Linked DNA regions of Mus musculus: region 1 is linked to region 2. The links are chromatin loops, found by intact Hi-C in ENCODE. Cell type or tissue: gastrocnemius. All regions are shown on one strand.

Region 1 (8,000 bases), 220 kb after region 2:
CTGTATATGGTCCCCTTCCCATTTTCCATCTGTACCTCTCAAACAATGGCAACCACTGGCACTTTTCTCTACCTAGGAGATAGTAGATAACACATTTGTCCATTTTTGTAAATCTCAGTGTAGCTTAGTATTACTTCATCCATGTTATTGAACAACAGCCAACTAAAAGGCATGACAAGTTTTCTGTCTGTTTGTGACTAGACGATGGTCCATGTCTTTGTGCACATATGTCTCTGTGTGTGAGAATGGGTATTTTTTAAAGTTGCTGTGGACTGAACATCAGGCTTTTCACTTGGTAAGTAAACAGTCTCCCCCTTGGCCCATCCCCAGCCCATCTTAAAAGGTGAAAGAAATTTAACCGCATCTGCTGAGTTTCACCATGCTGTATTTAAACTTCTTCTCTAGCACACGCAAGTCCTCTACTTGTCATCCCTCTGAATCAGCTTCACAAGTCCCTGGAAATGGAGTCTTTGCCTTCCCACACTTAGATCCAGCTATATTGGTGATCTATTTGTCCAGTAACAGACATTTAGATTATGTCTGCTCAAACAAGTATCACAGGTATTGCTTCACCCGGCCTGGGAATGTAGACATTTCTTGGAGTGATTGATTTTATTTCTCTTGGACACACCATCAGTACAGGTGCAGCTAGAATGTATGGCAGTTCTAAATTTAAAGTTTTGGGAAACTTTCATGGTGTTTTCAATAGTTGTTGTGCCAATTCCCTCCTTAAGAGTGTTGTACAAGGGGTAATTTGCTCCGTGTTGGCACTAATTCCCGTCTCTGATGATTTGTTAATGAAAACAAAGGTGAGTTGATGTCTCCCTTTGAATTTCATTCACCTTTTCCCGATGATTATGCTTGAGAACTTTTGTCTATATCGGTTGGCTTTATGTATATCTCCTTTCAAAAATGTCTATTCAGGTCCTTAGTCCATTCGTGAACATGGGTATCTGTGGGTTTGTTCTGCTATTGAATTCTGTGCCTTCCAGAAGTTTTTGATATTTATCACCCATTGATGCCGACATAAATTCCTGACAACATTGGCACTGTACAGGAAAGAGACCTAACACTTAGAAGATTCTGTGCTGGCTAAGTAGTTGCCTGAGGGATGGCCAAAACTTTTCACCTCAGCTGAGACCACATGATTATCTGCCCCTCATCCCTTGTGACTTCAGTGAAAACCTTAGTCTCCTAGAGGGAAGGACCTGGAGAGGAAACTACTAAATAACAGTCAAGGCCAATGGTGAATCTCTCCCTGCCTATTCCCCATACATCTTGAGGCTCACACAGGGTCCTGTCCAGCACAACCCATTCTCGGGGCAATTCTGAGATGTTTTGTCTCATGGGATTTGGTGGAAGTCAGACACTTATAAGGATGTGAGGACAGTTGACTGGAGTTTTTATAATAGTGATCTAGGATTGTTGGCAGTTGATCCAGAGCTTTGGTTGGTTGTTTTCATGTGAGTTGGGAATGTTTCTGGGGTTTTTTTTCTTTTACATAATTTCTCACTATATTCAGCAGGTATGGCCTTGTTGGAGTATGTGAGTCACTGGGAGTGGGCTTTGAGGTTTCAAAAGCCCTCACCACCATAAGTGAGTGGCTCAGGCTTTCTCTGAACCCTGCTTATGGTCTCAATGTGTTAGCTCACAGCTACTGCTCCAGCACCATGCCTGCCTGCTGCCTGCTAAGCACGATGTCTGTCTGCCTGCTGCCTGCTCCCTGCCATGATTTTCATGACAACTTCTGAAATGGTAAGCAAACCCCCAGCAAAGCACTTCTTTCTTTGGTAAGTTCCATTGCTCATGCTGTCTCCTCATAACGTTAGAGAAGTAGATAAAACACTGACATGCAACACATGCTGTACATCATTCTAACCTCAAACTTCAAATGCTCCAGCCTTGGTCTCCTGTAATGAGATGGCAGGCATGTGCTGACATGCCAGGCTTATGTGAGTCAGCCTGTTACATGTGCTAGCCATCCACAGTTGAGAGGAAGTAGGTGTGGAGCAGAGGTAATAATGGGAACAATCTACATGGGCCTAGGCCCTTGCATACTACTTGGAGCAAACACAGACACACAGACACACAGACACACAGACACACACACACACACACACACACACACACACACACACTCTAAAGTCAGTTGGCTGTCCCCATACACTTGTATAGATGATCTTGGGGACAATGTTCAGCAAAGATTCCTCTACTTTAAAAATGTTTCCCTGTGGCACAAATCCAAATTCTCTCTTCTCCTACTGAAGATCAAAATCATGCAGTTGGCTGTCTTGCTTCTTGCTTGTATACTCAGTGATAATGAGGCTGAGGCAGAAAATGATGAGTTCAAGACCTGCCTGAGTCACATACGGTGACACTCTCCACAAGAGCTACAACAAAGAAAGCAGCTGCTTTGTACACCTATGTCATGGGTCTCCATTGCCATGACCTCAGGAACAAGCATCATGTTCTAGCAACTTTTCACCAGCTCTGCTACATGCAAGGCCAAGGCACTCTCCCGACTAGCACCATGGAGAGTTGCCCAGGAATTGGGGCCCTTTTCTAGACTCAAAACTAGATGTGGATCTTCTGCCAAAAGTGGTTAGTGAAGATTTTCTCCCTTTCTGTATGCTGTCTCTTCAGTGGATTGGATGCTCTTTGCTGTTGGTATCATTGGTAAAGAAGGCCAAATCTTTATAGGAACTCCTTATCTCTGGTGATATCTGACTCAAGCACTTTCAGAGTTTCAGGTCTGACATTAAGGCTAGTCATTTACTTTGCCATGAATTTCTCCACAGACAGGTGTGGGCTAACACCAGTCTTCTGCAATTGGGGTGTACAATTTCATGTGAATTCAGTATGACAGGAAAAATCTTGCATGCTTTTTTCAACTTGGGGACCACAAGAATATATAGTTACATAAAATCATGGGTGTGCTTCTATTAAAGTAGAAAGGAGGCAGTCTAGAAAGAACTTAGGGATTATCAAATGTGGGAGGGAAACAACTTGAGAGTAAGTGGTTGTGGTGGGCTTACTCATGCATGACACTGTCTGCATGAAACTCAGTTATACAGACCACAAGGAGATAGCACTTAAGAAACAAAACATCTACTAGCATGTTGAGCATGTCAAAGAGAAGAATGCTTTCAGGGAAAGGCTTCAGGAGTCTCTCTGAGACAGTTTCTGCCTGTGGGTTTCCGCGTGGTAACCCTTGGCTTCCACCAGTTCCTGGAGGAGAAACCTGTAGTTTGGTTACAGATCTATCCTTGGTGGACATAGGGTGTTAAATATGGAGAGCTTATGGGCCGACTCCTAGACAAAGAAGAGCCTCTCTATATGTTCACTGAATTTCCCAACATAAGGATAGAAAAAATCTTGCAATTTTTTCAAATTGGGGACCACAAGAATATATAGATACATAAAAATGTGGATGTGTGGATGCTTCTGTTAAATTAGAAAGGAAGCAATCTAGAAAGAACTTAGGGATTACCAAATGTGGGAGAGAAAAAACTTGAGAGTAAGTGGTTGTGGTGGGCTTACTCATACATGTCACTGTCTGCATGAAACTCAGTTCTGTGAACCACAAAGAGATACCACTTAAGACACAAAATGTCTACTGGCATGTTGAGCATGTCAAAGAGAAGAATGCTTTCAGGGAAAGGCTTCACGAGGTCTCTCTGAGACAGTTTCTGCCTGTGTGTTTCCCCGTGGTACCCCTTGGCTTCCACCAGTTCATGGAGGAGAAACCTGGAGTTTGGTTACAGATCTATCCTTGGTGGACCTGGGGTGTTAAATATGGAAAGTTTATGGGCCATCTCAGAGACCAGGAAGAGCCTCCCTGTATGTTCACTGCATTTGCCAACATAAGGATGGACCTGCAAACTGAAAATATACAAGTGACAAGTGAATGTGATGTGTTTCACTAAATGCAATGTCAACCATGCAAAATTGCCCTTTCCCTAAGTCTTAAGCTAGACGATTTATAAGCACCACTCTGAATAAATCACTTCATTGTGGGCCTTGGTGTACTGTGCTGGGAACAAACTCTTGATTAGAATGGGCTTGGAGGAGAAAGGAGGGAAGGACAAGAAACAGATATGCAAGTTGGGGAGGAATTCCCATGGCTCAACCAAGTGAGGAGAATGTATCAAGTTCCTGGCCAGCATTTACTTATCTGCAGAAGGGGCTGTGGAAAACTGGGCCAGGGACATGGGGATGAAAGTTTCAGAGGGAACAGAACCTCAGCCTTCAAAACACAATGAGATGAATTGGTTTGTGTACCCGTGACACCAACTCCTTTCATATGCCCTATGAACATCACTCTTCTGGAAGGATCTGAATGAGTCTGCACACTGCTGTGGTTGAGACAAGACCTTCCTATATGAAGGAGGAAAACTGAGTCTCCCTGGAGACTCTCCCCATGCAACTGAAAGGGGGTGGGGGTCCTAGAATTAGAGGATAGGTGGCTGGATCTCCCTTCCTTCCCCATGATGAGCAAATCAAAAACATGTGGGGTCAGTTTCCATTCAGTGTGAATGATTGGTTCCCACAAAGGGCTAGTGAGCCAGGTCTTTAAGTGTCAGTGCTGTGTAGAATGAATATAGGACTTGACTGACTGTGGTGGTAGGATAGGTTAAAGTCACAGAGGCAGGCTGATCAGGAAGCTGAGCCCACTCTCTCTACAGAAAGCTCCCAATCAGGGAAGGCCAGAAGTATCAACACTAGGCCTGAGGATTATCCTGGCAAGGACTGGCTATGCTTAAAACATAGCACTTTCTCTTTTATTATTATTTTACTAATCAATTGTTTCATTTAATTACTTCAAACTGTTGGTCACCCCTCACAGAGTTTTTCAAAAGTCCCTCCTCACCTGTGCCTCTGACTGGGTGCCCCACCATGGCAACCTCCCTCACTGTGCCTAAAAGTATCTACAGAATTAGGCGCATCCTCTCCCACTGAGGCCAGACAAAGCAGTGTTGTGCTACATGTGTACCAGGGGCCTCAGACCAGCCCGTGTTTGCTCTTTGGCTGCAGTCTTAATCTCTGGGGTCTCCAAGAGATCACAATTATCTGATACTGGTGGTCTTCCTATTTAGTTGCCATCCCCTTCAGTTCCTTAGTCATCAGGGAAATGCAAATCCAAATGATGCTGAGATTCCACCTTACGCCAATCAGAATGGAAAAGATCCAAGCCCCAAGTGACAGCATATGCTGGTGAGGATGTGCAGAAAGAGGAACATTCCTTCATTGCTGGAGGGATTGCAAGCTGGTACAATCACTCTGGAAATCAAACTGGTGGTTCCTCAGAAAATTGGAAGTAGTTCTTCCTGAACATCAAGCTATATCTCTCCTGCAACGCAAAAGATGCTCCACTATACAAGGACACATGTTCCAGTATGTTCACAGCAGCATTATTCACAATGGATAGAAAGTAGAAGCATTCCAGATGTCTGTCCCTCAACTGAAGCATGGATACAGAAAATGTGGTTCTTCTACACAATGGAATACTATTCAGCTATTAAAAACATGAACATCATGAATCTGTCAGGCAAATGGATAGAAACAGAAAATAATATCCTGAGTGAGGTAACTAAATCCCAAAAGGACATGAATGTTATGCACACACTGGTAAGTGAATGTTTGCCCAAAAGTGCAGAATATCCATGATACAACCCACGGGCCCTGAAAAATTAAACAAGAAGGAAGGCCCAATTGAAGATGCTTGAATCCCACTTAGAAGGGGGATCAAGATAAGCATGGGAGGCAGAGAGAGGAAGGAACCTAGGTGAGAGATGGGAAGGAGAAGGCAAAGAGAAAGCAGGATGTGGGAAGAGATAGGATGAGGCCCAGAGAGCCAGGAGAATGAATGGAAAATGCAGCCATGGGGAGAAGTGTGGGAGGTTGGGGGAACCTTAGAAAAGTCCCAGAGACCTGGAATGGGGAGACTCCCAGGACTCAGTGAGGATGACATTAGCCGAAATGCCAATAGTGGGACTGTGGAACCTGAAGAGACCACCCCCAGTAGTTAGACAGTACCCCCAGTGGAGGGACGGTGACACCAACACACTTTCAAAATATTTGACCCAAGACCACTCCTGTCTTAAAAAAATTCAGGGACGTAAATGGAACAGCGACCAAAGGAATAGCCAAACAGTGACCTGCCCAATTTGGGATCCATCCCATGGGTAGGCACCAATCCCTGAAATTATTATAGATGCTATGGTGTGCTTACAGACAGAAGCCTAGCATGGCTTTCCTCTGAGAGGGTCTACCAGCAGCTGACTGAGACAGATACACACAACCTAGCATTGGACTGAGGTCCTGACCCCTATGGGGAATAGTTAGGAAGGCGGTTGAAACACTGTACTGTCTATCCCCGGGTCTCTCTCCCTCTCTCCTCTTATTTCTCCCTTTCCTGCCTTCATCTTTGTTACTAGCCAAGGTCTTAGTCATGTGCTGGCATATTCAACACTATCACGTCCTTGAGCTTCTGAACTTCCTGCTTCCACCTTCTAAGTTTTATTTATAAAGTTTTAGATATGTGTGACCACACCTAGTTTATGGGGTGGCATGGATAAATCCTCTGGCCCCATGCATGCAAGGAGAGCCCTGTGGCAACAAAGCTATATTCCCCAGACCCAATATGCCCTTTGATCGACACCAAAGTACATTTACATAAGCCATATTGGCTAAGGAAGCTCAATCTTTACCTAGAGTTTCAGTGGACTCCTTTAGGCAGTAGATAGATGATATCTGAGCTGGGGTGCATCATGCAGGCACCCAGCCAGTCCCTGCATCTCTCAAAGCACCAAACCCAGCTTTCCATCTCACCAGGAGAACTCTAGCAAGGGCCACAAATTCTCCAATTGCTCAAGGATCACTTATCCCTCTGTCCTCCTCCCCAAGGGAGGCAAATGAGGAACTCAGATAACAACAGAGCCACAAACATGGAGTCACAGGTGATGATCAAGTTCTGTCTGCTGCTCCCAGGCCCTTCCTTTCCAAGTTTCTCAACTGCTAAGCTCATTTCAGGGGTGTGGTTTTGGGATATTTGTTGTCCCGGCACACAGGACTGTCTAGCATCTTTGTATACGGTTTGTTTTCTCACTGTGGTTGAATAATATTTGTCATCCCTGCCCACGAGACTGTCTGCCTTCTGTTTAAATGGTTTGAATGTTTTGGATTAGGTGACAGTAAGTGACCAAGACATTAAGGTTACCATAGTACTGCTTTCTGATACTTTATTCTGAGTGGTTGATACAATCAGGGACTGAGGGACAGCTGTAGTGCTGAGCGAGATGACTGTGGGTGGAAGGTTACAGAGGTGGATCAATAGGAGCCATTATGTCCCAGAAACCACATTAGGGCTTAGAGGGAAGTAGTAACTTACACCACTACCCTGACCAGAGATAGTTCCATACAGCAAGGTGTCATCAATCAGCTCTGGTCATTGATGTCACAATGTATCACCCTGTCTGTTTCTGCCACTTGGAAGAATTCAGTAAAATAACAGCAGGGCATGGTTACAGGTGCTGAGAAAATCCAGAGGCACAAAACTGGATGTCAGACGTTAAGGCTTTGATTGGGAATTTTGGCTTCCTTAGTAATGGGAATCATGCCAAATGGATGTGTTGGGCTCATGTTACTGCCTCCAGCTCAAAATCCCCCCCTCATGAAGGTTCTAGTGCTGGAACGATGTGTACAGAAGCCATGGGAGCTCCCTTTGTCTTCTGTTTTCCATGTCTAGAATGTTCTCCACTGAAACACCCCTCTAAAAAAAATCCCCAGAAAATCAAAAAGAACAAGAGGGCTACCCCACTGCTTGCGTAATTGTGTGTGGCTGTAAGGGCTACTGCATTCTTGTAACTGTCCCCTAGGTATTGGAAGTTGCTGAGTGCTCTCTCATCTATATTCCATGCTATCCTGAGCCCCACACCCATGCCCTGACTACATATTTCAAGTAGGTGCAGCAACACGAGTCTAAGAACTCTTCTAGAACA
Region 2 (8,000 bases):
GGGCTCTCCTTGCATGTATGTGGCCAGAGGATTTATCCATGCCACCCCATAAACTAGGTGTGGTCACACATATCTAAAATTTTATAAATAAAACTTAGAAGGTGGAAGCAGGAAGTTCAGAAGCTCAAGGACGTGATAGTGTTGAATATGCCAGCACATGACTAAGACCTTGGCTAGTAACAAAGATGAAGGCAGGAAAGGGAGAAATAAGAGGAGAGAGGGAGAGAGACCCGGGGATAGACAGTACAGTGTTTCAACCGCCTTCCTAACTATTCCCCATAGGGGTCAGGACCTCAGTCCAATGCTAGGTTGTGTGTATCTGTCTCAGTCAGCTGCTGGTAGACCCTCTCAGAGGAAAGCCATGCTAGGCTTCTGTCTGTAAGCACACCATAACATCTATAATAATTTCAGGGATTGGTACCTACCCATGGGATGGATCCCAAATTGGGCAGGTCACTGTTTGGCTATTCCTTTGGTCGCTGTTCCATTTATGTCCCTGAATTTTTAAAGACAAGAGTAATTTTGGTTCAAATATTTTGAAGGTGTGTTGGTGTCACCGTCCCTCCACTGGGGGTACTGTCTAACTACTGGGGGTGGTCTCTTCAGGTTCCACAGTCCCACTATTGGCATTTCGGCTAATGTCATCCTCACTGAGTCCTGGGAGTCTCCCCATTCCAGGTCTCTGTGACTTTCCTAAGGTTCCCCCAACCTCCCACACTTCTCCCCATGGCTGCATTTTCCATTCATTCTCCTGGCTCTCTGGGCCTCATCCTATCTCTTCCCACATCCTGCTTTCTCTTTGCCTTCTCCTTCCCATCTCTCACCTAGGTTCCTTCCTCTCTCTGCCTCCCATGCTTATCTTGATCCCCCTTCTAAGTGGGATTCAAGCATCTTCAATTGGGCCTTCCTTCTTGTTTAATTTCTCAGGGCCCGTGGGTTGTATCATGGATATTCTGCACTTTTGGGCAAACATTCACTTACCAGTGTGTGCATAACATTCATGTCCTTTTGGGATTTAGTTACCTCACTCAGGATATTATTTTCTGTTTCTATCCATTTACCTGACAGATTCATGATGTTCATGTTTTTAATAGCTGAATAGTATTCCATTGTGTAGAAGAACCACATTTTCTGTATCCATGCTTCAGTTGAGGGACAGACATCTGGAATGCTTCTACTTTCTATCCATTGTGAATAATGCTGCTGTGAACATACTGGAACATGTGTCCTTGTATAGTGGAGCATCTTTTGCGTTGCAGGAGCGATATAGATGGACGTTCAGGAAGAACTACTTCCAATTTTCTGACGAGCCACCAGTTTGATTTCCAGAGTGGTTGTACCAGCTTTCAATCCCACCAGCAATGGAGAAGTGTTCCTCTTTCTGCACATCCTCACCAGCATATGCTGTCACTTGGGGCTTGGATCTTTTCCATTCTGATTGGCGTAAGGTGGAATCTCAGCATCATTTGGATTTGCATTTCCCTGATGACTAAGGAACTGAAGGGGATGGCAACTCCATAGGAAGACCACCAGTGTCAGATAATTGTGACCCCTTGGAGACCCCAGAGATTAAGACTGCAGCCAAAGAGCAAACACTGGGCTGGTCTGAGGCCCCTGGTACACATGTAGCACAACACTGCTTTGTCTGGCCTCAGTGGGAGAGGATGCGCCTAATTCTGTAGATACTTGTAGGCACAGTGAGGGAGGTTGCTGTGATAAAGCATCTAGTCAGAGGCACAGATGAAAGGGAACTGTTGAAAAACTCTGTGAGGTGTGACCAACAGTTGGGAAGTAATTAAATGAAACAATTGATTAATAAAATAATAATAAAAGAGAAAGTGCTATGTTTTAAGCATAGCCAGTCCTTGCCAGGTTAATCCTCAGGCCTAGTGTTGATACTTCTGGCCTTCCCTGATTGGGAGCTTTCTGTAGAGAGAGTGGGCTCAGCTTCCTGATCAGCCTGCCTGTGTGACTTTAACCTATCCTACCACCACAGTCAGTCAAGTCCTATATTCATTCTACACAGCACTGACACTTAAAGACCTGGCTCACTAGCCTTTTGTGGGAACCAATCATTCACACTGAATGGAAACTGACCCCACATGTTTTTGATTTGCTCATCATGGTGAAGGAAGGGAGATCCAGCCACCTATCCTCTAATTCTAGGACCCCCACCCCCTTTCAGTTGCATGGGGAGAGTCTCCAGGGAGACTCAGTTTTCCTCCTTCATATAGGAAGGTCTTGTCTCAACCACAGCAGTGTGCAGACTCATTCAGATCCTTCCAGAAGAGTGATGTTCATAGGGCATATGAAAGGAGTTGGTGTCACGGGTACACAAACCAATTCATCTCATTGTGTTTTGAAGGCTGAGGTTCTGTTCCCTATGAAACTTTCATCCCCATGCCTCTGGCCCAGTTTTCCACAGCCCCTTCTGCAGATAAGTAAATGCTGGCCAGGAACTTGATACATTCTCCTCACTTGGTTGAGCCATGGGAATTCCTCCCCAACTTGCATATCTGTTTCTTGTCCTTCCCTCCTTTCTCCTCCAAGCCCATTCTAATCAAGAGTTTCTTCCGAGCACAGTACACCAAGGCCCACAATGAAGTGACTTATTCAGAGTGGTGCTTATAAATCGTCTAGCTTAAGACTTAGGGAAAAGGCAATTTTGCATGGTTGACATTGCATTTACTGAAACACATCACATTCACTTGTCACTTGTATATTTCTAGTTTGCAGGTCCATCCTTATGTTGGCAAATGCAGTGAACATACAGGGAGGCTCTTCCTGGTCTCTGAGATGGCCCATAAACTTTCCTTGTTTAACACCCCAGGTCCACCAAGGATAGATCTGTAACCAAACTCCAGGTTTCTCCTCCATGAACTGGTGGAAGCCAAGGGTTACCACGGGGAAACACACAGGCAGAAACTGTCTCAGAGAGACCTCGTGAAGCCTTTCCCTGAAAGCATTCTTCTCTTTGACATGCTCAACATGCCAGTAGACATTTTGTGTCTTAAGTGGTATCTCTTTGTGGTTCACAGAACTGAGTTTCATGCAGACAGTGTCATGCATGTGTAAGCCCACCACAACCACTTACTCTCAATTTTTTTCTCTCCCACATTTGGTAATCCCTAAGTTCTTTCTAGATTGCTTCCTTTCTAATTTAACAGAAGCATCGACCCTTCCACAATTTTATGTATCTATATATTCTTGTGGTCCCCAATTTGAAAAACATGCAAGATTTTTTCCACCCTTTTGTTGGGAAATTCAGTGACCATATAGAGAGGCTCTTCTTGGTCTAGGAGTCGGCCCATAAGCTCTCCATATTTAACACCCCATGTCCACCAAGGATAGATCTGTAATCAAACTCCAGGTTTCTCCTCCACGAACTAGTGGAAGCCAAGGGTTACCACGGGGAAACACACAGGCAGAAACTGTCTCAGAGAGACCCCTGAAGCCTTTCCCTGAAAGCATTCTTCTCTTTGACATGCTCAACATGCTAGTAGATATTTTGTTTCTTAAGTGGTATCTCCTTGTGGTCTGCATAACTGAGTTTCATGCAGACAGTGTCATGCATGAGTAAGCCCACCACAACCACTTACTCTCAAGTTGTTTCCCTCCCACATTTGATAATCCCTAAGTTCTTTCTAGACTGCCTCCTTTCTACTTTAATAGAAGCACGCCCATGATTTTATGTATCTATATATTCTCGTGGTCCTCACGTTGAAAAAAGCATGCAAGATTTTTCCTGTCATACTGAATTCACATGAAATTGTACACCCCAATTGCAGAAGACTGATGTTAGCCCACACCTGTCTGTGGAGAAATTCATGGCAAAGTATTGACTAGCCTTAATGTCAGACCTGAAACTCTGAAAGTGCTTGAGTCAGATATCACCAGAGACAAGGAGTTCCTATAAAGATTTGGCCTTCTTTACCAATGATACCAACAGCAAAGAGCATCCAATCCACTGAAGAGACAGCATACAGAATGGGAGAAAATCTTCACTAACCACTTTTGGCAGAAGATCCACATCTAGTTTTGAGTCTAGAAAAGGGCCCCAATTCCTGGGCAACTCTCCATGGTGCTGACCGGGAGAGTGCCTTGGCCTTGCATGTAGCAGAGCTGGTGAAAAGTTGCTAGAACATGATGCTTGTTCCTGAGGTCATGGCAACGGAGACCCATGACATAGGTGTACAAAGCAGCTGCTTTCTTTGTTGTAGCTCTTGTGGAGAGTGTCACCGTATGTAACTCAGGCAGGTCTTGAACTCATAATTTTCTGCCTCAGCCTCATTATCACTGAGTATACAAGCATGAAGCAAGACAGCCAACTGCATGATTTTGATCTTCAGTAGGAGAAGAAAGAATTTGGAGTTGCACCACAGGGAAACAGTTTTAAAGTAGAGAAATCTTTGCTGAACATTGTCCCAAGATCATCTATACAAGTGTATGGGGACAGCCAACTGATTTTAGAGTGTTTGTGTGTGTGTGTGTGTGTGTGTGTGTGTGTGTGTGTGTGTGTGTGTGTGTGAGAGAGAGAGAGAGAGAGAGAGAGAGAGAGAGAGAGAGAGAGAGTGCTCCAAGTAGTATGCAAGGGCCTTGGCCCATGTAGATTGTTCCCATTATTACCTCTGCTCCACACCTACTTCCTCTCAACTGTGGATGGCTAACACATGTAACAGGCTGACTCACATAAGCCTGGCATGTGAGCACATTCCTGCCATCTCATTACAGGAGACCAAGGCTGGAGCATTGGAAGTTCGAGGTTAGAATGATGTACAGCAAGTGTTTTATCTACTTCTCTAACGTTATGAGGAGACACCATGAGCAATGGAACTTACCAAAGAAAGAAGTGCTTTGCTGGGGGTTTGCTTACCATTTCAGAAGTTGTCATGAAAATCATGGCAGGGAGCAGGCAGCAGGCAGACAGACATCGTGCTTAGCAGGCAGCAGGCAGGCATGGTGCTGGAGCAGTAGCTGTGAGCTAACACATTGAGACCATAAGCAGGGTTCAGAGAAAGCCTGAGCCACTCACTTATGGTGGTGAGAGCTATTGAAACCACAAAGCCCACTCCTAGTGACTCTCATACTCCAACAAGGCCATACCTGCTGAATATAGTGAGAAATTATGTAAAAGAAAAAAAAAACCCAGAAACATTCCCAACTCACATGAAAACAACCAACCAAAGCTCTGGATCAACTGCCAACAATCCTAGATCACTATTATAAAAACTCCAGTCAACTGTCCTCACATCCTTATAAGTGTCTGACTTCCACCAAATCCCATGAGACAAAACATCTCAGAATTGCCCCGAGAATGGGTTGTGCTGGACAGGACCCTGTTTTAGCCTCAAGATGTATGGGGAATAGGCAGGGAGAGATTCACCTTTGGCCTTGACTGTTATTTAGTAGTTTCCTCTCCAGGTCCTTCCCTCTAGGAGACTAAGGTTTTCACTGCAGCCCCAAAGGACGAGGGGCAGATAATCATGTGGTCTCAGCTGAGGTGAAAAGTTTTGGCCATCCCTCAGGCAACTACTTAGCCAGCACAGAATCTTCAAAGTGATAGGTCTCTGTCCTGTAGAGTGCCAATGTTGTCAGGAATTTATGTCGGCATCAATGGGTGATAAATATCAAAAACATCTGGAAGGCACAGAATTCAATAGCAGAACAAACCCACAGATACCCATGTTCACAAATGGACTAAGGACCTGAATAGACATTGTTGAAAGGAGATATACATAAAGCCAACCGATATAGACAAAAGTTCTCAAGCATAATCATCGGGAAAAGGTGAATGAAAGTCAAAGCGAGACATCAACTCACCTTTGTTTACATTAACAAATCAACAGAGACGGGAATTAGTGCCAACAAGGAGCAAATTACCCCTTGTACAACACTCTTAAGGAGGGAATTGGCACAACAACTATTGAAAACACCATGAAAGTTTCCCAAATCATTAAATTTAGAACTGCTATACCTTCTAGCTGCACCTGTACTGATGGTGTGTCCAAGAGAAATAAAATCAATCACTCCAAGAAATGTCTGCATTCCCAGGCCGGGTGAAGCAATACCTGTGATACTTGTTTGAGCAGACATAATCTAAATGTCTGTTAGTGGACAAATAGATCACCAATATAGCTGGAATTAAGTGTGGGAAGGCAAAGACTCCATTTCCAGGGACTTGTGAAGCTGATTCAGAGGGATGACAAGTAGAAGACTTGCGTGTGCTAGAGAAGAAGTTTAAATACAGCATGGTGAAACTCAGCAGATGCGGTTAAATTTCTTTCACCTTTTAAGATGGGCTGGGGATGGGCCAAGGGGGAGACTGTTTACTTACCAAGTGAAAAGCCTGATGTTCAGTCCACAGCAACTTTAAAAAATACCCATTCTCACACACAGAGACATATGTGCACAAAGACATGGACCATCGTCTAGTCACAAACAGACAGAAAACGTGTCATGCCTTTTAGTTGGCTGTTGTTCAATAACATGGATGAAGTAATACTAAGCTACACTGAGATTTACAAAAATGGACAAATGTGTTACCTACTATCTCCTAAGTAGAGAAAAGTGCCAGTGGTTGCCAGTGTCTGAGAGGTACAGATGGAAAATGGGAAGGGGACCATATACAGGCAAAACATATTTTTTATCATATGAATATAATGTACACTTTGGTGGTCGTGGTTAATAGTATTCACAGATATAGGTTGTATATGTGCTGTATGTGATCTATGAAGTACATGATAAATAGGCTGCCTTAGTTGCTTATAACTTTTAAAACACATAAACCTTATCTATTTCTTGGGGTTCTTCCATGATACACAATTGTAAGTTAAATCTGTATCAAATACTTATGTTACACACACACACACACACACACATATATATAATTGTTGTTGTTGTTTAAGACTTTACTGTTCCTTTGAAACGATCAAGATGGAAGTCTGAGTGATTTCATCACAAAGGAATAATGGTTACTCTGGGGGAGAACCAAAGAGCTATTTAGCTTGATCATAGTCATTTCACAATATTTCATATACTTGTAAACCTTAATTGCACACAATTTTTATTTTGAGCTTTCTTTGAGAATATTAGTGTAAATGCATCCATACAGCAATGAGAACCGAGGGACACATCTCCATATGTTCTCAGCCCTGGGAAGAGCCAACACTTTCACTGGACCATGTCCAGGGTCTCAGGCTAGGAGAAGAGCAGTCTTATTGGTGAGTGTACAGAGAATCACTTGTGAGCACAGCATGGCAGACAAAAGTATCTTCTCCTTTGAAGCCATGACTTGTAGCTCTGTACAGAGTGGGAGGGAAGAGACAGGTCCTTCAGAGCCTAGTACAGTGGTTCTCAACCTTCTGAATGCAGGGACATGCCCAACCATGATATTATTTCATCGCCACTTCAGAACTTTAAGGTTTTACTGTTATGAGCCATAGCGAAAGTGTCTGATATTCATGGTATACAACCCCCATGGGGGTCTCCACCCACAGGTTGAGAAGCACTGGCCTAGAAGGATTTGATGGGTGATTGTGGTAAGAGGTGGGATATTTGGGAGATAAAAATATCTGGGTACTGTTGAATGATACAAGTGAGTGTCTTGTGGTCAGTGTGCAGATTGTTCTGTGGCCATGATAGGAGTCAGCCTGGAGAGTGCTAGTCAGATTGGGTATGGGATGAGAAGAGGAGCACCTATGGAGGCTCCTCATGGGTCAATCCAGCTGCCTTTGTTCTTCCTCTTCCTAGTGTTGCTGCTGCATCAAACTACATTTCACTAAATATTTCAATAGACACCAGTGTTCTCTCTCTCTCTCTCTCTCACACACACACACACATACAGAGACACACACACAGACACACACACACAGACACACACAAACACACACACACAGACACACACACAGAAACACACACACAGACACACACACACACACACACAGACACACACACCCACACATGCTCACTCACATGAACATCCATAGATTTATAAACTAAGA

Evidence for each region. Hi-C counts contacts between places; a loop is a spot of excess contacts. Peaks named below come from ENCODE experiments on the same cell type or tissue, not always from the same donor. Only the 100,000 strongest peaks of a DNase experiment are listed, where the experiment ranks them.
Region 1: it touches region 2 in a loop (14-fold over the local background); 15 of 42 quality-filtered maps call a loop at or near these places.

The regions. Positions count from the first base shown.
Region 1 is chrX:102,913,104-102,921,103 of GRCm38, forward strand. No RefSeq gene overlaps it. Among named protein-coding and RNA genes, the nearest start is that of 1700011M02Rik, 8.2 kb to the left of the region's middle. In gastrocnemius, no CTCF peak of the experiment used is centred here; no DNase peak of the experiment used is centred here.
Region 2 is chrX:102,696,755-102,704,754 of GRCm38, forward strand. No RefSeq gene overlaps it. Among named protein-coding and RNA genes, the nearest start is that of Gm9112, 6.9 kb to the right of the region's middle. In gastrocnemius, no CTCF peak of the experiment used is centred here; a DNase peak (open chromatin) is centred at 4,079.